3 separate regions of the Mus musculus genome follow, and all the other regions are linked to region 1. Evidence: chromatin loops called from intact Hi-C (ENCODE). Cell type or tissue: gastrocnemius. All regions are shown on one strand.

Evidence for each region. A loop is a pair of places that touch in the nucleus more often than their neighbours do. Peaks named below come from ENCODE experiments on the same cell type or tissue, not always from the same donor. Only the 100,000 strongest peaks of a DNase experiment are listed, where the experiment ranks them.
Region 2: it touches region 1 in a loop (2.0-fold over the local background); 3 of 42 quality-filtered maps call a loop at or near these places.
Region 3: it touches region 1 in a loop (6-fold over the local background); 8 of 42 quality-filtered maps call a loop at or near these places.

What each region holds. Positions count from the first base shown.
Region 1 is chr9:69,619,100-69,627,099 of GRCm38, forward strand. No RefSeq gene overlaps it. Among named protein-coding and RNA genes, the nearest start is that of Gm31469, 50 kb to the right of the region's middle. In gastrocnemius, no CTCF peak of the experiment used is centred here; a DNase peak (open chromatin) is centred at 4,422.
Region 2 is chr9:69,786,699-69,794,698 of GRCm38, forward strand. The region is part of intron 1 of B230323A14Rik (RIKEN cDNA B230323A14 gene); the gene reads left to right. It also overlaps the pseudogene Gm18745. Among named protein-coding and RNA genes, the nearest start is that of Gm51684, 19 kb to the right of the region's middle. In gastrocnemius, a CTCF peak has its summit at 4,087 (motif pointing left); a DNase peak (open chromatin) is centred at 4,064.
Region 3 is chr9:69,502,181-69,510,180 of GRCm38, forward strand. No RefSeq gene overlaps it. Among named protein-coding and RNA genes, the nearest start is that of Mir3109, 49 kb to the left of the region's middle. In gastrocnemius, CTCF peaks have their summits at 544 (motif pointing left) and 3,590 (motif pointing right); DNase peaks (open chromatin) are centred at 535, 3,593 and 5,314; H3K4me3 peaks cover 704 bases.

The sequences.
Region 1 (8,000 bases):
CCCAGCTGTTTGTGTAACTCAGGGTTTCTTCTGTTCTAGATAGGCACAAATTGCCTTTAGGATCAGCTCACAAGCAATGTCTAAGGAGAATAACTAGAAAAAGACCCAGATTCCTGTCTCCTTTTCTCACAGATTCCCAGAGGCTGGACCATCAGCTGGGCAAACAAGCCGCTCAATGATCCCCGTGCCTGATCTTCCCTCTCCCTGACTCCTAGGCACTCCCTCTTCTGTGTTTGAAAATTACCTTAGAAATCCTCGGTTCTGTTCCTTTGTATAAGAATCTAACTTAAGACATCCTGGGTGTAGTGGGGGAAAAGAGCAAAAACATTCCAGACAAAGCAGCTGTTTTTAATAAACACTCAGAGTTGCTAAAGAATAAAGAGAAATTACTTGTGAGTTATCGTGAAGTGTGTATTGGCACATAGTGCTGGTTGGGGTGAGAAAGGGCTACATGGTCTTGTTTGCTCCTTAGGAGGCTTGTCCTAGGAATAGCGGTGGCGGATTTGTATGTGTGTGTCCACATTCACAGTTCCCTAAGAACACACACACACACACACACACAGCTCTCTCTTGCGAGGGAGAGAGAGAGAGAGAGAGAGAGAGAGAGAGAGAGAGAGAAGGAGGGAGGAGGGGGGAGGGAGAGGGAGAGAGAGAGAGAGAGAGAGAGGATTTGCATAAGTGTTGAAATCTTATAATTTTGTGTACAGCCAGAGTAGCTTATGCTGGGAATTACATTCTTAATCTTATGCCCCTTTAGATTCATCTTCTCATCTGATGTACTAATTAGATGCTAAACATTAATTCAGGGGGAAAAAAATCACAATTTAATTTGTGAAATCAAATGTTTAAAATAGATTACTCAATATACAATAACAGGTGCTTTGATGTGGTGTTTGAGAGCAAAGCCTCGAACAGCCTTTCAGGGATGAACCAACCTTGCCTTGGCCCTGCCCTGCTGTCTGCTTGACTGGGCAGGAAAAACTTTGGGTGGCTTCCAAATGGGTTTTGGTCCCCACATTCTTGACCTGGTGCCTTTTTCAAAGGGGGGGAGTCTTCAGGAAAACCTGTGCTGTGCAAACTTTGAGAGCTCTCTCATGGGCTGGTATCTTCCCAGACTCAGACGATCTGAATATTTCCTGCATGCTAAGCAGACAATTGCCAGCCACTTCCTCTAGGCGAGATAGTTATAAATGCCGTTTATGGTCCTGCTATGACAACTGTGAAGGACATGCCAAAGAATTTATCACAGGATTACCCATCCACCAGCAGAATACCTAATAAGATTCTAAATGACCCAAGATGATAATAAGATCTAGCTTGTAGCAATAAGGTATTAATAAACTGCTCTTTTCAATAAGGGAGACTCCCGGCATCATTACCCCGACATATTTGTTTTGCTTATATTTTGTGAACAAAGTAGGGCTGCTGGATTGAACAGTAAATTTATAAAAACCCATGATGTATGAAAAATACAACCCACATGAAGTGGAACCTGCAGATTCAAGTCAGGAGCACAGTGTTTGCCTGTGACGTCCAAGGGCCTGGGTCCCAAAGCCATCGATTCTAATTTTTCCATGTCATTTGCCTTTGTATTTAAAATTTATATAAGAAAAATATATTGCCCGCTGTTGACCACAAGGCCATCATTCAAATGAAGAAATTTAGTAAAATCATAAACCGAGCATTGTGGATAAAGAATGAATTGAGAATACAGAATTCAAAATGAGATCTGGGCTCTGGCTGGTGCCCCTGCTTTGAAAATAAAACCATTTAGTGTTGAGTTAATTAAAAATATGGACCCTGCTTGTTATCATTTAACTATTCCTATCGAGGGCAAGTGGCCGAGATTCAAGACCGCCTAGGACTCATTTTTCAAACGGCATATTCCGAAAGGCTTAGCCCCTCCCTTATCTTGTAGCTGTGCCCACCTTGATTTCTGCATTGCTGTTCTACAGTGTCGGATGACACTATACATGGACAAGACCTCCCCCTCTAAGGACCTTCACTTCATTTCTAGATTGGCCTTATGCCTGGAAGTTGTTTTCTAGTGGGTTACATTCATCCTGGCATGGCTGGTGAGGCAACGGCTTAGTATGGGAACGTGCTGGCCCTACAAGCATGACCTGAGGGTGACCCCCCAAAGGCCAATTGTGATGGGTAACATCTGTAACCTCAGGACTCCTGCAGTGAGATGGGAGGTGGAGCCATAACATTCCCTGGGAAACACACAGGTTGGCAGTACAACAGAAAGGAGAGACCCTACCTCAAGCTAGAAGGTGAGAGCCCATTCCTAATCACTGGACTATCTCTCCCTCTCCCTCTCCCTCTCCCTCTCCTTCCCCCAGCCCCCTTTCTCCCCCAGCCCCCCCCCCCCACACACACACACTCAAGCTGTGGAGTGCACATTCCCACACTGACAGGATAATTTAAAAACCAAAATGTTTATCACAGCAAATTTCAGAACTGGAACTAGCAGCTGTTTCTGAATTGAGGCATGCTTTACAAAGACTGAGAGTCACAGTTATTAAGTGTGTGGTGTTGGTACAAGGAAGTTCTGTGTAACCAGCCCTCGAAGCAACTTGTACATTTTCATCTTCTAAGCTGTTGTCTGGACTTGCTCTGGTGTGAAGCCCGGTTCTCTAGGACTAGTCTCCAACCTTCATGTGTCTGTTGTTGCAACTACTTCTTAAACTTTAGATAAATGGAAAAGTATATTGGGTTTATTTTTTTTAAAAATCTTATTTATTCAGTTTCATACATGTGAATAATGTATATTGATCTTACCTAAGCCCCAGCCCTTTATCCCACTCCTACTGGGCATCTCTCCACCTTTTCAAAATTCCCCCCACCCCAATCGTTTTCAGTAGCTCACCGAATGAAATTGATGCTTCCTGCTGGACTGTTGACTGCTTCTGATGATGTATCTTGTGTAGCTCTAGTGTAGGAAACCGTAATTGCAGCAAGCTCATGGGCGCCATACACACTGACCTCTGGCTTTTACAACCTGTTACCCTCTCTTCTGAGAAGTTCCCTATATAAGTGATTTTTGTGAGGATCTTTTCATTTATCTTAAATAAGTGCCCAGGAGTGAGCTTACCGGGTCATAGGGCAGGTGTTTAAGAAACTTCCGGATGATTCTACAGGCACTGTGAGTTCAGAAGCTCTGTACCCTTTGTCAACACTTAGTGGAGCGCATTCCTTCACATTTGGGTGTTCTGATTGGTTGGAGCAGGTGGCCCATATTGGTTTCAAGTATCGACAATATTTAAAAAACTATCAAAGCAGCCAAGTTGGTAAATGGCTGGCTGCTTTGATTTGTGCTAAGCTTTGAATGACCATCCACAGCTTTCCCTTTACAAAAAGTCTGAGGGTTCAGCACTGGCAGCAAGACATTTTAAGGGCTGTGCGTTTCAGACCCCCAAGTCACCTTCAGGAGGCTTGGCCCACATTCCCTCCTTCCCCCAACTCCAGTTCATTTGCTTAGTCATAACTCTCCAGAAAGAAGATGCCATCTCTCTAGTTAAGCATTCCTGATTGATCTTAAAGCCACACAATTGGATCACAAAACCAACGTGGAAATGGCCCTCACCTACACCCTATGGTAGTTCATGTACAAGCTAAGACAAGCAAGGTCCTGCAGCTGCCGTTCTGGAGAGAGACTGAGTGCTATCTGGCTGCTCTGCGGCCAACAGTTGAGATTCAAGCCCGGACGGTGTATGCCAAGCCTTCTCAGCAAGTTCAGTTTGAGACACAAACTTTTAAAAGCTAGAAATAGTAAAATTGCTTCCCCCTGTAGATGATAATATTCAATTAAAGAGGACCTCTGATGATGAAATCAGACTTGAGCTTGTTCTTAATGTGAAGTTACAAACTTTAATCTGTCACACACACACACACACACACACACACACACACACACACACACATTCATGTGCTGTCACTGTACCTGAGACCTGCCTGCCTTCTTTCAGTGGTAGGTGGCCATGTGGCTGTTCCATTGAGTTCTAGGGTGGGGGATGAGTGCCCATGGTTCTCCAGGGCATCATTATTAATCTCCAAGGTGTTCTTTGTGCACTGTGCTAGCAGGACTAGGAAGGCAATGGCTAAGTGTCCCACTGTCTGTCCCACTGTCTCCTGAGAAAAGGGACTGAAGATTATTCCTTAGATATACATTGCCCTTGCTGTGTGGTCTGACTGTCAGCCTGGAAATAGCTACCCGCCACAGAGACTCTTAGCAGTAGGCTTAAGCATAATACAAATGGTAATGATGGGAATGACATTAATAACAGACACTGACCGAACACTTACGCAATCATCAACTCTGTGGCCTATATTTAAAGCTTTTGTTTGGAAAATGACCCACGGTTCAGAAAGCTTTTCCTCCAGGTCACAGTAGGTTGCTGGAGTCAGCCACTAGGGGGCAGCATTGCCGCTATCGTCTTATGGGAATCATAGCAAGTTCTATTTACCAGTCTTAATCTTTTTAGGTAGATTTCTCCCTTCATTTAGGATGAATATAAGTTATCTTACGCAGTAAGTTAATAATTTAAGAAATGAATCTGGCCTCTCATAAATACTGCAGAGGAAGGACAGTGACATACTTTTCTTTTTCTGTTTTTCTCAATCCATTATTTTATGTCTTCATTAATTATTCCATTTGTAATAGTTGTGCTTGTTAAAAGGGAAGTCTCCACTAACAGTAATGAATTATTAGCACATGCTTTCTAAGCTGTGGACTCGCCCGGAGCACTTAGCTTCCCACCCATTTAGCTGAATGTCAGTATTTTTCCGGGAGGGGTCATACATCTTATCTTATGTTCGGTTTGGCAGAAGACAGACAGCTGTGGACCTTATACTTTGTTTGTAGAGACAAAGGGTGCACCTTGGTTAAACTTGCCCATCTAAAACAGGCGTGCTTAGACCCTCCTGGCATTCTGACAAGTTTATCAATTTCTTACATGATTTGTTTAAGGGTTTTACTTTGTGCAGGGTGAGGAAATGTGCTTTGGTTCACCCGATCTCTGATCACCGTGCCGCTGTCTCCCATGACCCACTTCTTTTCCTTGTTATAAACCAATGACCCTTCTTAACTCCTCCAAAGAGCTTTCCCCCAACAGCCTTAATACTTTTTAAATTAAATTAAATTTTGAGACAAGGTTTCACTATGTGCCTCTGGGTAGCCTGAAACTGTATGTATACCAGGCTGGTCTTGAACTCACAGAGCTCTGCCTGCCTCTGGCTCCTGTGTGCTGGAAATAAAGATCACCACAGCCAGCACCACCCGCTCTAGGTTAGTACTTTTAAGCTGTTTTTTTAATTTCTATTTGATGGTAGACCTTTTTCCATCCTTTCATCTTAATTGTGTGTGGTATTGTATTTCAATACTTGATTCTTCTGAGGGGCACATAACTAAATTACTAAAACCTTCAGAATATTTGTCTTTAATTGACTACTTTAGTTCAATTAAATTCTATGACTTAAAATGTGATTTTTTGTTTTTTGAGACAAGGTCTGTGAAGTCCTGGCTGTCCTAGAACTCATTATGTAGCCAAATTGGCCTCAGACTCACAAAGATCTGCCTGACTCTGTCTTCCCAGTGCTGGAATTAAAGATGCTGTCACCATGCCTGGCTCATCACTTCTTGCCAGCCACCATCCTGTTTTGGCTTTATTCCAAGGAGCTGCTTGCTTTAATCCCTGACCCTTCTCCCCGCTTACAGTAAAGTTAGGCACTCTATCACTTATCTCTGAAAGATCATTACATTTTAGTATTGAATCTCTAAGTCAAAATGTCATCTTACCAGAGCTGGAGAGATAGCTCAGGGTTAAGAGCAGTGGCTGTTTGTTCTTTCAGAGGGCCCATGCTCACTTGGGAGCTCGCAGCCATCGGTGACATCAGCTCCAGAGGGATCAGCTGGCCTCCACAGGCAATGGCACACACCCGGTGCACATGCAGACAAACAGGCACACTCATACACACCTAACATACACTTGTCTAGGTTCTCCAACGTCACAAATGACACAATGTCATGACTGATTTTCATAACTGATATAGTTTGCTCAAAATGCCACATTTTTTTTCTACAGCATGCGTTATGGGTCAAGTTGTATCTTTCAAAAGAAGACATAATGAAGACCTAAGTCTCAGTCCCTCAGAATGTGGCCTCATTTGGAAATAGGGTCTTCATTAAGGTAATCAAATTGAAATGAGGTTGTTGGCATGGGCCTTCACCCACTGTGACTGCTGTCCTTATCACCAAGAGAAGCTTAAACATAGATACATAGTAGGAGGGCCACGGGCAGTGCCACCCTGCCAATACCTCAATTTCAGACTAGTAACCTCTAGAGCTAGATGGAACCTATATTTCTGTGGTTTTAAGATTCCCTGCTTGTGGTACTTTGTTATAGCAACTTGGATCATTTGCTTAATTTTCCACTTTGATTACGTTTTTCCAGAATTTTCCAGAAGCAGGGCTGCCCTCAGAGGCCAGAAGGGGTATCGGGTCCTCCTAGGGCTGTGAATCAGCTGTCACTGGTGCTGCGAACTAAACCTGGATCCTTTGAAAGAACAGCCGGCACTCTTAGATGCAGAGCTGTCTTTCCAGACTTAGACTTGCACACCTCCACTGCCTGCTTCATTCCTTTATACTATCTTCTGTTCCTAGCCTCTATTTTTTTTTAAAAAGATGTATTTATTTTTATGTGCGTTGGTATTTTGTCTGTGTAAGGGTGCCAGATCTGGAATTGGAGTTACAGAGAGTTGTGAGCTGCTATGTGGGTGTTAGGAATTGAACCGGGGTCCTCTGGAAGAGCACGACCCAAGCAAGTTTGGGGCTGGATTTCCTGTAGCATATATATATATTTTTTTACCTCCTGGAGCTGGATAAAGCTGAAGTTACTATGGCTTCCTGTCTTTGGCAGTATTTTATGGCTATGAAGAAAAAAAAAAACCGTGACCAAGCAACTCTTATGAAAGAAATCATTTAATCGGAGCTGGCTTACAGTTTCGGAGGTTTAGTCCGTTATCATCATGGCAGGGAGCACGGCAGCACATCATGGCAGGGAGCACGGCAGCACACAGGCGGGCGAGCTGCTGGGGAAGAGTTGAGAGTTCTGGATCTGGACCTGCAGGCAGTAAGAAGAGAAAGCAACTGGGCTGGGCTTGTGCTCTTGAAACCTCAAAGCCCACCCCCTGTGACACACCTCCTCCAAGAAGGCCACACCCCTTAATCCTTTTAAATAGTGCCACTCCCAGGGACCAAGCATTCAGATCTATGAGTTTATGGGGACCATTCTCCTTCAAACCGCCACACCTCCCTTCCTTGTATCTCCTAGAATCTTGACTTCCTGTTAGTTGGCAACTTCCCCTAGCAGGCCCTGCTCCATCTTCTTCGGCCCAGCCTTTTGCCATTAGAATCTCTATTTTCCCACCTTGTTCATTGCACAAGATGGTGGCCATAGCAGTGTGCATTGCTTCATTTCTAGCACCTGGGGCTGGGGAAACACTTTTCCTTGTTATTTCTTACAAGGTTGGCTGCGTCTCAGAAAAGTTTGAGTAGTTCCCTCTGTGTTTTGGTGCCATTTTAGAAGCGGCCTGGGTTGCCTTATTTCTCTGAGACAGTTAGCTAGGACTAGTATCCAATAAGTGATTGTGGAGAATGACAGGGACTACAAGGAGGGACGTGTTCACTATGAATTAGTAACAGCTGTCGAACACTGGAGACTGAGGTAGACTTTAGAGAAAGAGGTTCAAACATTTACGGTACTTTACATGTTTGGAGCCCTGTGGAAGGAAAAGGCTTTGCATCCAACGCCTGGAATGGTCGCATGCATGCTGCACTTTTATTCTCTGCAGATGATCTTCACCTTTCCTTCCTACTCCTCCCTCTGTGCCTTTTTCTTTGTAGAAGCAAAACTCTGCTCTGTGAACCACAGGAGGCCAGGTGTCTGTAGGAAACGCACATGGCTTCAAACCATGTCCATGCAGCCTTCCCCTTCCAG
Region 2 (8,000 bases), 170 kb after region 1:
GTTGTTTAAAACTGATGGTCTTGTAAACCATCATTGAGCTTCCATGTCTCACAGATGTGAGCGAGGCAGATAGTCAATAAATAATGCCATGTTCTTCAGGGATGTGTGCTGCTCTCCACCCTGTGGACCAGATTGTCCTGCCGACAGGTTTGTGGTTTGCTTGGACCAGGAAAGAAATAGCTTCCAGAAAAAGAAAAATGTTTCTGGCTGGTAATATTCTAGGCAAAAATGTTTCTCTCTCTCTCTCTCTCTCTCTCTCTCTCTCTCTCTCTCTCTCTCTCTCTCACACACACACACACACACACACACACACACACACACATTTTGTTACTTATTTTTTGTTAATAAATGTGTCTTGGTATATGTGTGGAGGCCAGAGGACAGCTTGTAGGAATGAGTTCTTGTCTTCTACTTCGTGTTTGAGGCAACATCACTCTCACTGCTTCTGCCCAACTGAGTTGTTTACTCCAGAATATCTGGCCCATGAGACTTCCCGGCTATTCTCCCGTCTCTACTTCCACCTCACTGAAGGAGTGGAAGGCGTGCTACCATTACTGATGTGCATCATTGCATTCGAGTTTATGTGGGCTCCAGGTGCCACGCTCAGGCCTTCAGTGCTTTTCCTTGCTGAGCCATTTCACTGACCCCACAGATGTGTTTCTTAGTGGCGATGACTTTTAAGGTGGCTCTTCCATTTTAAAGATGTGATTCCCGGGTGGGCTCTTGGGATCATCCGTACCACCCCCATCCCTTGCTAACCTGTAGGTACAGGTTGATGGTGAAGCCTGAGAGACAACGGACACCTTACTGAATTAGATTCGCTGTTCAGACTCTGCTGGAGGACTCTACTTTTCAAAAGGTGAGGTTTCTTCTTGTGTAAGAGTAGGTGAAGCATCAGAGAGTTGTAAAGAATGAGGGTCATGATACAGTTTCCAATGTTTACACCAACCACGCAGCCCCGAAGCCCTGAATCTGTGCTCCCTGAACAACCTCTGACTTCAACTTACCTTCACTCTGAAGTATCCCATCTCACAGGGCAGGAGATTGTGTGGGCATAAGTTGGATAACACACCAAGATAGTTTAAGGGCGTTCTCTAGAACCACTTTCCAACAGTTTTCTTTGGTCTCCCCTCCAATGTCAACTTTCCTGTAGGTAGAGCCACATTTTTCCTGATATTTTTAAATAGTCTGCAGTACAATGCTAGAGATATACTTAACACCATCTCTTTCCAGATGACTCTAGTACACTGAGTCGCTCAATTACAAAGGCACCCGGAAAGCCATGGAGTAGTGTGTTGTGAATGCAGTAGGGTCATATGTTTGAATGTCTGGTCCCTGTTTGTTGGTTCTGTTTAGGAAAATTGTGGAGATTATATGAGATGGAGCCTCCTTGGAGGAAGTGGGTCATTAGGGGTGAGTCTTGGGGTTCTATAGCTCCACGCCACTTCCTGTTCCTAGTCTACCTGCTTCCTAACTGGGGGTGCAATTATAATTGGCAATCTTTGGCTGCTGCCTCCAGACCATTTCTCCCATGATGGACTGTACCTCAAACTGTGAGCCAGACTTCGTCTAGAAGTTGTGTGTTGTCATTTCTCCATCTCCACTGTACCTGAGGACATTTGCTATGTCATTTATATTAGGGAAATATGCACATGTTTATATCCATCTTGTTTTCTCTCTTCCCACACTCTAGTTAGATAAATCTTGCATTCCTGATGTGATATTTGGCTCAGAACCTGGTACCTGGTTTATCCTTCAAATTTTCATCCTGTTGACATTTTTGTGCTGGTTTCAGAGGAAATCCCTCAATTTAGTCATCGGGCTTTGGCATGAGACATTGGCATGCCGCGCTGGCATGCCCTTTCTGATATAACCCTTTTCTACGTGTTTTATTTTGGCTTTCATATTCTTAATTTCCAGGAAATCCAAATACTTCTATTTTTTCTTTGTTGTTTGTTTGTTTGCTTGAGATAGGGGCCAACCTGTCTTTGTATTCACAATCCTCCTGCCTCAGTCTTCTGAGTACCAGTATTGCAAGAGTGCACCACAATGCTCATAGCTTTATGTTTCTGATGTCTTGGATCTCACTGAAGATGCAAACTATCCTTTAAAAAATTTCCCTTCCTTTTCATGCATTAATCTGTTCCTTCTGACTTGAGCATAATAAGAAATAAATTGGGTTCATGTCGCATGATTACCAAGCCATACGATAAGAACCTCTCTGTGAGTCCCACTCTTAATTACACCAAGCGCCACCCCTGGGGAGACATGTTCACCTCAGGTGAATGTGGCTGTCCGATTGCTCTGAAATATAATGACTCTGAGATTACTCACTGTTTTTTAATAGAAAAAAAGAACATCGAAATGGGCAATTTTGAACCTACTGAGAGCTGGTCTATCCCTGTAGGATGTAAGTCTTTTGAAGGTTGACAGTCATGTTTTCTCCAATGCTTTATCTGCGGCACTTCCCCCATAATTGCTACCTAACTAATAATATTCGTTAAAAAAAAGAACGAACTGAGGCATGCAATTCCAGATCTGGCACAGGTTGCCATTTGATTTGCATTGAAGGCAGAATTAAAAAAACAAAAACAAAAAACTGTAATATTCTAGTCAAGAGAGGACATTTTTATTCTGTTTTCCATTATTTGCGGCCACACATAGAGTTGAATTTGAGGGAAAGAGCCAGGGGACATATCTGACGTAGCAGGATCCTGGGCACTTTAGATGGTCAGAGGCAGTAGAGCCCTTTCTTTCTCTATTCATGTCTCCCTGACAGCCAGGAGTATGAGGCTAAGACTCTTCCCTCAAGCAGAAAGAGAGAGAGGGAGGGGGAGGGGGAGGGGGAGGGAAAGTCCGTGCTCAGCCTTCACTGGTTACCCTTTCTATTTGTTGAGTCTAGAACCCTTGCCACGGGTGGTGCTCCCCATACTCAGGGGAATCCTCCTCTTCTCAGTTAATTCCCCTGTAAAATCCTCCAGGAATTCTTGTTTGTTTGTGTTTGTTTTTAAGACGGGGTTTCTCTGTGTAGCCCTGGCTGTCCTGGAATGCACTCTGTAGACCAGGTTGACTTCAAACTCAAGTGATTGGCCTGCCTCTGCCTTCCAAGTGCTGGGACTAAAGGCCTGGTTCCTCCTGGATTTTTACCCAAAGATGTGCCTCATTAACATCCTTGGAATTTCTTAGAGGTTTTTATTTTTTATGATTTGTTATTTATCTGTGCATCTATGCAAGTGTATGCCATGTGTGTGCAGCGCCTACAGAGAACGGAAGAGTGTGTGGATCTGCTTGAACTGGAGTTAGGAGTGGTTGTGAGCTGCTGTGGGCATGAGTGCGGGCAACTAAACTCTGGTCCTCTGGAAGAGCAGCAAGTGCTCTTAACTGCTGAGCCCTCTCTCCAGCTCACGCCCTACATGCTGTGTAAGCACCCTACCAGTGAATTACACGGCCATTTCTATGGCTTTAAGATTTTATCACACACTTTAAAGTTGGAAGACAATGAATAGCCTGACTACCTTTATAAATAATACAAGAACCCACGACAAGATTATTACCTTTTCGTTTGTTTGTTTGTTTGTTTGTTTTGTTTTTTTCAAGACAGGGTTTCTCTGTATAGCCCTGGCTGTCCTGGAACTCACTCTGTAAACCAGGCTGGCCTCAAACTCAGAAATCTGCCTGCCTCTGCCTCCCAAGTGCTGGGATTAAAGGTGTGCGCCACCACTGCCCGGCTAAACTTTTAACTTGTCATTGTATTGCTCAGAGGTTTGTATGCGATTTAAACCCAACTAAGTTGACATTATTATTTTAAGGGAGTAAATAACTGTATAGTTTACTAGTTTGTCTGATCGGTTTTTTTCTTCTTGCATCTCACATCTTTTCTCTGAGACATTTCTCTTCATACAGAACATCTTTTAGGAATTCCAGTTGTGAGGGGCGGGGGAAGCCCCGATGGGCACTGAGGTGATGCCTCAGCAAACACTAAGTGAGATTACTGCTTTTACAGAGGACTTTTCAGCCCCAGTACCCGCAAGGCAGCGCACAACTGCTGGTAACCCCAGTTTCAGGCGCTCTAATGCCCTCTTCTGGCCGCTCTGGGCATTGCGTTCACATGGCACATAAACTGACAAGTAGGCACATGCTCATACACATAACATTAAAAATATATATAATTAGAACTAAAATTAATTAAATTAAAAACACCATTGGAACCAAAGAAGAAACAAAGGAAGGAAGGAGGAAGGGAGGGAGGGAGGGAGGGAGGGAGGGAGGGAGGGAGGGAGGGAGGAAGGAAGAAAGGAACTTAATTCTAATAGTGAAATTTGTTGATTATAAAGTCTCTTTGTTTTTACATTATTTTATTTATTTTATGTGTGTATTTGTGGTGGGCTTTTTTCCTCCAAATGACCACTTATGAGACTGTATGGTTATGAACTTTGGGTTGGTTTTGTTGTTGTTGTGTGTGTGTGAAAATTGTAAATAAAAAGTTTAATTTCAGAATCCAAGTTCATCATTTATAAATACACTAAAGCATGTCCACTCAAATTCAGACCGAGCCTACACACAGTATTTCAACAAAACATTTTTTCTAAAAGGTCAGAGGCAAATGAGTGATTTTTGTTTCACCCATAATATTTAATTGATTTGAAATGGGAAAATTAAAAACTTTTTTTTTTAGACATCATAAGCAAAAACTTTGGTGTCTGGTAAAGAGTCTGATAGCTGATACTTCATTTTGATGTCCTTGGGATTCTGTAATGCCCCAATGATGGTGGAGGCTTCCCTACCATAGGAAAAAAAACCTTAATGCCTGAGGCTTTTCTCATGACCGCAATAAACAAGCACTTTCCCTGTCATCAGGCTACCTCCTCAAAGTTGAATCTGAGCGACATCTGGTCAAACTGTGAGGGGTCAGTGCGTACTTCTTATGAAATAGATCTACTGTAGAGAGACACAAAAATAAATCAGAGACATGGAGGTTTGATCAACAGGGCACGTGCTGTAAATGTGTCATATCATCTCCTAAGCATGACTTTAAAACTTGGATCCAACTGCAAGGAGCTCATGCTAAGAGGGGTGTCTCTGAGTGAACTGACCATGTCAAACCTGAACACAACTCCTGACCTGGGGACGTTCTCATGACCAACTAGCCACCTGACGGATACTCCATGATACGCCCAAGTTCAGTTTTGTTTTCAAATGCCTGGCTCAGCAATGTAAACAGCTTCCAAAATATTCTCTCTTTGATATACTTTTGGAGCCTGTGGTTAATAGATGTTCAGTCAGGATGACTTAACTTCCACCTCCTATTTACAGATTTCGTTTAACAGCCACACACAAAAGCATTTTGTTGCAATTAAAATATTTAATGGGGGCTGGAGAGATGGCTCAGCAGTTAAGAACACTGACTGCTCTTCCAAAGGTCCCAAGTTCAAATCCCAGCAACCACGTGGTGGCTCACAACCATCCATGATGAGATCTGTTGCCCTCTTCTGGGGTGTCTGAAGACAACTACAGTGTACTTACATATAATAATAAATAAATCTTTAAAAAAAGTATTCAATTAAGACACAGAACCTGATTTGTGGTTTTTACACAACTGAATAAAAACCCTACATAATAAAATTGTTTACATCTTCCTTACATTCTAGTAAAACATATTACTATCCCCTCTTTAAAAAAAAACACTATAGTTTTAAACCTGATCATCCTATTTCATAATTGCCAAGAGTTTGTTTCTAGTGGGCTTCTGGAAACGCACCTTGACACCTGGCCTGAAGGAGGAGTAAGGCACTTGTGGAGATTACGGTGAGAACAGGGAGGTAGCCCCAGATGCCTGGCCTGATGTCCTACAATAGCTAGCACTCAGAAGCCCATTTCCAGTCTGGTGGCTCCATCTTTGAGTTCAATACTGCAAGCACATTAAGGGGAGATTCGCTTTTAAAAAGACAAGCATTTCAAAATGCTCCATCATAAGCCTAGGCTGGCCAAAGCTGCCAGCCTCCCTGGGTGTGCTGAACAGCTTTTCTGAGCGGACTGTACTTGGGGGGCAGCCCAGAAATCGGACTGCTAAGGTAGACAGCCCAGCCCACGATGACCACTTCAGGTTCCAGTAGGTGAGTGGGTCACAGTTGTGTTTCAGCAACTCTTTCTCCAAATAATGCAAGCACCAGGTCTTCAGGTAGCTTCTCTCTCTGACCTCTCTTTATTGGTGCGAGTGACCACAGGCTCGCCTCTGTGTCAGCATCTTTAAGAGGGGACCCTGAGTCACAGCCATTGGAGGTGGCCGTATCCTCTGAAGTAGATTTCAATATTTCTAGCTCCCTGATTAAGTCTTGCCTGTACTGCTCTGCCTCCTCCTCTGTGAACAGGGAAGCTTTGTAGCGAGGGTCCAGCCATGTGGCAAAGATGTGGGGTCATGGAGGGTGGCAGACAGGTGGCTCGCCATGGCTTCTTCCTTCAGGGACTAAACCTTAAGCACTAAACCTTGATTTCTAATTGTATTTTTAGTTGGGGATGGGGTATGTGTGTGTGAGTGTATTTTGCCCATAGAAGCAAGCGATCCTTCTGAAACTGATTACAGGTGGTTGTGAGCCACCAGATGTGGGTGTTGGAGATCCACCTTGGATCTTCGGAAGAGCAATATGGCTGCTCGCTGCTGAGCTATCTCTTTAGCTCCTAGGTTTGTATTTGTTAATTTAAAGTCCTGGGGATATAATTTGTTTATCACAATAGTTCTAAACTATTTATGTGGAGGTTCTAGAGTTTCCTGTATATAAAACTGGATCATCTGCAAATATTATCCCTATTTGCAGAACCTATTGCCCTCATGCTATATCTTTAGACCTCTTTGGGAAAACCTGATATTTTAATACTATTGAGGCTTACATCTGTAGACACAGCTTTTTGTTTGTTTTTGTTTGTTTGTTTGTGTTGTTTTCTTTAGGTATTTAATTTCTCTGATGTCTTGTAGTTTTCAACAAACATATTCTAAACATATCCTGCTAAAATATATCTAGTAAGTAGAATATTTTTATGCCAGAGAAATAGTCTGTGTATATTCAAATTCTGATTGCTTAGAGTGACTTTTAAAGAATACAACAGAGTTTTTCTATCTCAGGGGAACCTGATCAGCTCAGTGGTTCATTCTAAGAATATTTTGTAGATTCTAATGGCATTATCCACTAATGCTGTAAAGAGTCAGCCTACGGCTTAAATGGATTGACCAACCTTCTTCTCTCCGTTTCTCTGCCTCAGACTCTGGGTCTGGCTCAGCTGCTTGCTTAGGCTTAGGACTTTCCTGGGCTGACATAGGGGTTGGTGAGAGTTGCCCCATCTTAAGGCTGCACTGAAGAACCTTCGAGTTCTTTCGAGCAAGGCTGAGCAGGAGCTGTGAGCAATGGACCTGCTCTCTGCCTTCCCCTGGTAGAGAGTTCATTCTGTGAGTACAACAGTAGCAGTAGGAGTTAATTTTCTGACAATTTTACACATGTATACAATGGATCATGGTCATTTCATCCCCAGCATCATCTCTTACTGCACCCCCCACCCCACTCCTGATGACCTCTTTATTCTCAACTATTCTCCCTTCTACTTTCAGGTGTGTGTGTGTGTGTGTGTGTGTGTGTGTGTGTGTGTGTGTTTGTGCAGTCTTTTTGTGTGTTTATGCCTGTATTTGTATGTGTGTTTATGTGTATCTATTTGTGGTTTTTGTATGTGTGGTTTTGTGTGTGTGTTTGTATGTGTTTTTTTATATGTATATTTGTTTGTGGTTTGTGTGTGTGTATTTGTCTGTGGGTTTTTTGTCTGTGTATTTGTCTGTGTGTTTGTGTATGTTTATGAGTGTGTTTATATGTGTTTTCGTGTGTGTATTTGTGGTTTTTATGTGTGTTTATGTGTGTGTATTTATCTGTGGTTTTTGTGTATATGTATTTGTGTGTGTGTTTATGTATGTGTTTTTCTGTGTGTGTTTGTGTTTATGTGTGTTTGTGTGTGTTTGTGTG
Region 3 (8,000 bases), 120 kb before region 1:
ACACTAGCACACACACATACAAACCCACACCAGAAGGCACATGCTCACACATGCAAGATATACATGCTTATGCACACACATATACACATGCAAACACACACTCATGCAACATGCACACACACTCACAAGCACACATGCAAATATACATGCTTACACACATATACACACATACAAACATACACTCAAACACTCATATAACATGCACGCACACTCTCTCACACACTTACATACATGCACAAAACATGAATACACACATAAATACACTCACACACACACATTCACACACACGTAATCTCTTGATTATACCTAATTGAAACTCCATCAGAGCATCACACGTTCTTTACCAGAACTTCAGGGTGCAAGGCAGGCACAGGTATCCACTTTGGGGGGAGGAGCGGATTATTATAACTGTAACGTCAGGACACTAAGCACAGAGGCACATGAAACCATCTCTATAGTTCACAATTCCATTTGTTCTGAGGCTGGGAACATCACTTCTTGGAGGAGTTTATAATGAGGCAGAGCGCCACCTTGTGGAGAAGTGCAGAATGGCCACAGCCCTGGATTTGCTGGAGACTTGAGAGCTTCTGATTTTTGGAATTAAAAAAATCTACAGCAAAGCCTGTGGACTCTTCTTTAGTGACTAAAAGTTATTCCTAATAACTATGGAGGTCAGTCTCCGAGGTGTGCTGTGGTCCTAAGGGCAAACTTCCTATTCTCGGGTCTTTACATTCTGTAATTCTTAACAGTTTTTGTTGAGCCTAGCCTTTAACGGCTGAGCCATCTCTCCAGCCCCACACTCTGTAATTTATAAGAATTGTGGCTGGCATGAATAGGCATGGGATAAGAGTTCCAGAAATTTTCAGAGAGGGCGCCCTATTTCCAGTGTTGCATGGAGGGTTTTCTAAAGCTGCCTTTCTTATCTTAAAAAAATCCGGTTATGATTATAAAGAACGAGACAGTCTGCGAAGCATTTGTCGTGCAAGCTTGAGGATCCGAGTTCATCCTTCAGAATCCACATCAATGAAAATAAAAGTGTGGGCGTGGTGTCGCACATTTGTAATCTCAGTGCTGGCGAGACGGAGATGGGCAGAGACAGGTAGATCTCTGGGGCTTGTGGGTCTGCCAGCTAATGTGACCAGTGAGCTTCCAGTCAAGGAGAGACAGTGTCTCAAAAAGCAAGGGGACAGGGCCCTCTGAGGAATGCCACTGAAGGCCACCCTCAGCATCCCATGTAGATGCAGGAACCCACATGTGCAAACTCACGTTCATGTGCATGCGAGAACACACACACAGAGACATAGAGACAAAGAGACAGAGAGAGAGAGACAGAGAGAGAGAGAGAGAGAGAGAGAGACAGAGAGAGAGAGAGACACAGAGAGAGAGAGAGAGACAGAGAGACAAGTAAGTAACAAAGACCCAGCAGCGAGCAGAAGTTTTAGTGGAAGCGAAAGGCAGCAGAGTCCCACTGTGAGCTGCACTCATTGTGGAAACAGGATGCTCTTCCGGCTCCAGCTTTAGTTCCAGGTTGGCGGCTCTTTATCCTGACCATGGATAAGCTTCTACCCACCCGTGGGCTTTGTTTTGCTGTTTGTATTTCTTCTTTTCTCATTGATATAGATTCTCATCCATTTTCTCAATTTTCCAGTTTAGTCCCCAAAGGGCTTGGGTTACGGGCATGCCTCATGTGATGAACTGTATTTTTTAATAAAAAAATTAAATTACATTTGTGGGTGTGTACTTGTGTTCACACATGCCACAGTGAGTGTGTGTGTGTGTGTGGTGGGATGGAGGGGGGCGACAACAGAGGACAACCTACAGGAGTCAGATCTTTGGCCACGTGGATGTCAGTGAGTTAACTGAGGTCGTCGGCCCTCAACTGTTTAGTTTTGTTTTTAAACCTGTAAAACATCTAGTTTGAACACTATAGCTTCAAGCTTTTTCAAGATCTACAATATCCTGTGTCTAGGAGGAGTCCTCGGTTAGAAGGGTAGCTCAGAGGGTGGACTGTCTACTTGGCAGACACCAAACCTGGGTTCATCACCTAGCACCACATATACCCGGCATAGACCAGGCCTGTAATCCCAGCACTCAGGAGATGGGGGCAGAAAGATCAGAAGTTCAAGGCCATCCTTGGCTACTTACTGAGTTTGGGGATAATTTAAGCTACTTTGAGACTCTACCTCAAGAAAATAGTCTTCATTCATCAATTCCTTTTTAATATTATTATTGAGCTTTTAATTTCTTATATGAATAAGAAACTCTGTTACACTTTAAATGCCGAAATTAGTAATTTAAACTGTATAAAATTAAAGATATGTAATAAGTGCATGCTCATTTTCTCATCTCAAAGAGAAAGTTCTATGAATGATAACCACAGTGATTTCAAATTGTATTTATTTCTTTAAAAGCATTTTTTAAAAATTTATATCATGTGCATTGGTGTTTTGCCTGCATGTACATCTGTGTGAGAGTGCGAGTTACAGACAGTTTTGAGCCACCATGTGGGTGCCAGGAATTGAACCCAGGTCCTCTGGAAGAGCAGTTGGTGCTCTTAACCATTGAGCTATCTCTCCAGCCCTCAAAATATATTAATTTCTCAGCCCAGGTTTCCTGGTAAAATGCAACAATCTTCCCCAAATAACTTTATTTTTAGTGAACATTGAAGCATAAAAATGCTTTCAGAAGACTTTACTTAGAATATTATGTTTTACATAGTTAACATTACATTTTACATAGTTAACATTACATTTTACATAGTTAACATTATGTTTAACACTGTATTTTACATAGTTAGCATAACTAACTCCTTTAATGTCTTTTCTTTTGCTGAAATTCTCATGTCCAAGTATAAGAGGGAGGGTCTCAAAGAAAAACCACATTTCACCCAAGGACAGCAACCACTAAGGACTTAACCAACGGAAACATGTCTTTACAGCATGCTGGGGGGCCTCAGGCAGTGATGGGGACCGTGTTCAGCCTTCACACCGCCGCTGCCACCGCTGCCGCCGCCGCCGTTTTCATCGTCGTTGTCGTCTAGGCTCTATCTGAATCCCACCACTGGCATCTGACAGAGGTGTTGAGTCAGGGCATAAGCGGCGTTTCCCTTGTGACTTCCTGATGGGCACTTGGGGTTGGGTGCAAACTGTCTCTTTTCAAAGCACTTTCTGCTCTGTGGAAATTCTGTATGTACATTTTAAGCGTTCACATACATTTAAAAACTCTCACTTATTTCTTTACTTCAGTGAAATACACTTTTCAGTGCTTTTGGAGTTAGGAGGTGCCCAATGGCTTGGTCGTTACGGGGGTAACCAACTGCTTTCTGATTGGATTTGAGGCTCTCTTCAAAGGAGATCCATGCCTGTCACTGTAAACCTGCTCAAGAAAAGCCTGTGGCTGGGGATGTCAGAAGTCTAAGTGGAGAACATATTTACTGTTTGAAAAATAGATGCGATGTCAAAGTCTCCTCTAAATATTTATGTCTATACCCATAGATCAATGCTGTTCCGAAAATGAATGAATAAATAAATAATCATTAAAAAAAATGTTTTTTAGGACAGAAGTTGCATTGGTGAAGCCTGGTCACAAGAGGGCGCTCCAACAAAGCGTCTCAACTCATAATCGCCATCAAACACTGGTTTCTACAATTTTTTTCTGGTTGTATAACGAACAAACCTTATGTCACAAATATTGTTACAAATAAAAACCATATGTTTTTAAAAAAGGTTAGGAGGTTTGTCAGTGAGCCTTGCATGCAAGCCAAACTACTTTGATGAGCCGAAAGAACTTTGTAATTCCTCCACCAGTTTCAAAAAGGAGCAAACAATTTGCACACCTTTCTTGCTTTAACCGCAAAACAAAACCACACAAACTCGAAGCACATTAAGAGAAATTCCGTCTTCAAAGAAGACATGAAGTGTCTTTTTAAAAATACTAAGAACTATGATAAAAATATTTTAAAAACAAAACAAAACCTTGCTATCTAATCTGGATAGGACCATGGTAGAAAATACTGTCATAGCTTTTAGAGACATGGATAATTGAAAAAGAAAATACCACAAGCTATCTGCTGGTATCTGGAGCAAAGACCCACACCTCCAGATTGTATATCCTGATGGTTCTTGTGAGCATAATTGTGGAGAATAAACACTCTTTACCTCTAAACAGTTTTTACTGATAGTAAAGTAATTAGAATAATTTATGTGCCCTGGTGCTATTCAGACCACAGCTTTGCTTAAAGGAGGTTAAGTCAGTTATTGACCAGTATCAAGAGGGTATCCCCTCCCACCTTCTCCGGTGACATGTTTATGCCCAGCTGGCACTTCTAAATATTTAATAGAGAGGAAGAGATTCCGTTTAATTAGGCAGAGTGGATTGTTTAGTGCAGGTTACTCTTGTATCGGGTATAATGAAGAACGGAAAACACCCATTGAGCCACCTTTGAAGTCCCAGCTCCTTTAGGGGCCATTGTGAACTCAGCTTAATGGTGACTGTGTAGCTTCCATCCAGGGACTTGGTAATTCAGAGAGCTAAATCTAGGTGAAGTGACTGCATACAGCACCCACCCGTCCATGTTCAAAGACTCCCTTTTTCCTCCCCAATCAAAGCTCTTCCATCTTATGTTTGATTGGAGTATTGAGGTGGGGTTACAGAAAACTCACTGCTTTTATCATAGTCTTTCCCATTTTTCTTTCAATTTTATCTTCATGTATTCTACTTGTGTGTGTGTGTGTGCATGTGAGAGAGGGAAGAGAGAGAGAGAGAGAGAGAGAGAGAGAGAGAGAGAGAGAGAGAGAGAGAATATCAGGTAATGGACGCGTGTTACTGTCACAGTGTTTCATGTTCATAATCCCTTCTGAAAATGAGAAATTAATTTTTTTCTTTAACTCCGACCTCGGGTAAAAATACCAAATATTTGTGTGCCTCGGATGTACAGCAAAAAGGCCACCTAAATTAATGAGGTTTCTCGAACGGGTGCTCAGAAATGAATTACACAGCTTAAGGAGTCGGGGAGATTGCTCGTGATTCTTGAGGCAATCTGCACGGTGCTGCGGAATGAGAGACGGGGCTTTGTATTATCGCCGTAGGATTAGTTCTTAGTTCCTGAAAGCAGGTCTATTTATGGGTATCTAAGATGGAGTTAAACTCGGCAAAGGTTATTATGTGGTTTTTCTGAACCCGCTCTGCTGAAGGTCTATTTTCTGTCACCTTTTAAAGTTTCCCTTGGAGCCGGCCTTGCAATCTGCATCTGGAGTGAGTCCAGGAAGCTTGGATAACAATCTAATCCCTGTGGAGGCTCTCTGAGCAGAGGGAGGAGGAAGGACGTGGTTGCTTCCACGCTGGTCCAGATGAGGTATCCATCTTGATGTGATCTAAGCAGACAGACTGCAGCGAGGCTCCTTACAGGCCTTCCCTACCCTCCTCAGAGTCTGCGGCAACTCAGTAACACAAACTGCAGCAGACATCGGAATTAAGCCACCCCTAATAGGAGGATACACTAAAATGTTTGTGGAGAGAACGAGTGTTTGTTCTTCTGCAGGGAGAGAGGAGGGTTGCGTATAAATGCGTAGAGAAGGCAGGGAAAGGAATCCTTGCATTTTGCTTGGCTTGCGGGACACATTCGGGACTCTGGAACATTCTAAGGGTTGCAAATTCATTTTCTCTTCAACTGGGTGCTTCCCTAATTTATTTTTATGAGGTAACTTGGCACCTCTCCTGTGGAGCTAGCGTAACGTAGTTGAAATCTGAAGATCAAACAGGACCTAATAAGATGGGATTTGTTCTCTTATTGATCAGCAAGCTTTGTCCTGATAGTGGGGAATTGGGTTAGCTGCTCCTCAGAGAAACGAGACTTATATGAGGTTCCTCGAAACTGTAGACAAAGAATGGCGAACAGCTCAAAACATAGGGGGCACAGGGACATGCAGGATGGAAGGGGTTTGCAGAATATTCAAAATGAACGTTGGGAGTGGAAGGCAAGGTTGGGATGGTTCAGCCCGGTAAAGGTGCTTGCTTCCAAGGCTGATGACTTGAGCTCTGTCCTCCGGACCCACACAGTGGACAAGAGAGTGGACTCCCACAAGTCATAAGTTGTCCCCTCCAAACACAAACCCCGTGGTACACAGGCACAGCCCTCTCATTAAAAAAAAAAAAAAAAAAAAAAAAAAAGAGGGAAGACACGTGATGGTTTATTGTGGTTTGTTTTTCTTTAGGTACTGGCAAGTTTGATGGGAGTTGATTGCAACTTTGTGGAAGCCTCTGGAAGGAGGGAGAGGCATTCATTACAAGGGAATAGAAAAGAGAATTGATATGATAATTTTTTTTTTAAAGAAATAAAAGCTTGGTGAGTGTTTCAAATATTCTAAAGGAAGCTGAAATGGAAAGAACAAATTTTTGGGGAGGGAACCTAGGAGGCACGGAGTTCCATTTGAGCAGGGGGGACATCCCTTCCTGGTGGAGATGAGATAGGCTTCAAGGCCAGCTACTCTTCATTTTTATTTCACTCCACAGATGGGGAAATGGAGGCCCCGTTGCAACTCCATGGTTTATTATGTAAGACAACGCAAGGAGCGGGTGGGGAATCTCATCTTGATTCTGCAGGGGACCTGCCTGGAGAAGGCTGCCTGGGAAATGGAGGCATATCTGGGGGACTGAGAGGGACCAGTGAGAAGATGATCTAAATCCCTGAGCCATGTCTATGGATCAGCAGCATCTGGGGTTTCTTAGACAGAGCATCTTGGACCAGCACAGAACTGCTGGACTTGGATTGCATTTTGATGCAACCTGTGGGTGAGTTCTATCACAATAGGGAGCAAGGAGCACCAGAGCCCCAAACTCCGGCTAGAATTATGGGAGAGCTATGCCAGTGCCCTAGGTAAAGCAGCTGCTGCAGAAAATGGCCTGCTTAGCTAATGGCGCATTAGTTACTAGTCTCATTGCTGTATAACAAGATACAGGTAACTCAAGGAAGTAAGGGAGGGAGGCATGGAGGGAAGAACAGAGGGAGGGACAGAGGGAGGGACAGAGGGAGGGATAGAGGGAAGGAGGGCTTATTTCTGCTCATAGTGTGAAGGTTTAGTCCATCATGGCCTCAGGAACATGAAGTGGCTGTCATGTTGCATCTGTAGTCAGGAAGCAGAGAGAGGGGCTCTGGTGCTCACTCACTTCTTCCACACAGTCCAGGACCCAGGCCGTGGGATGGTGCTGCCAACAGTTAAAGTGAGTCTTCCCCCTCAGTTAACTCAGTCTGGAAGCTCCCTCACACACTCACCCAGAGATATGTTTCCTATGTGAGCCTAGATCCTGTCAAGTTGGCAATCAACTTATGAATTGGCACAATGGATATGTTAAAAAAATTAAATGCCAAGTGCATGGATTAAAACCTAGCATCATGGAGTGAGGGGGAAGATGAGGGAGAATGATGGCATTTCATGACTCAGGCTCTCTGAAAGGTAACCTGAGAGTAGGTGTCAAGCCTTAGACTGTGGAGATGTCTGGTCTCCTATCTCCACCCCCAGGGAGCCACCCCAAGTAAGTTGTGATCAAAGTTGTGAATAAAAAGACATTGTAATGTTCATGATCACTAACATCACTGAAATGGGGACAGAGATCCAATTGAAGAGGGTGGTTCTTAAAGGGATTATGGTATTGTGGTGGTTTGAATATGCTTGGCCCATAGGGAGTGGCACTATTAAGCAGTATGGCCTTGTTGGAATAGGTGTGGCCTTGTAGGAGGAAGTGTGTCACTGTGTAGGCGGGCTTTGAGGGCTCCTAGTCTCCTTTTGGTTACCTGCAAATCAAGATGTAGATTTCTTAGCTCCTCCAACACCATGTCTGTCTGCATACAACCATGCTTCCTGCCATGATGGTAACAGACTAAACCTCTGACACTGGAAGCCAGCCCAATAAACGCTGTCCTTTATAAGAGTTGCCTTAGTCATGGTGTCTCTTCACAGCAAAGAAACCCTAAGACAAGTATCTACAAAAGAATACTATGCAGT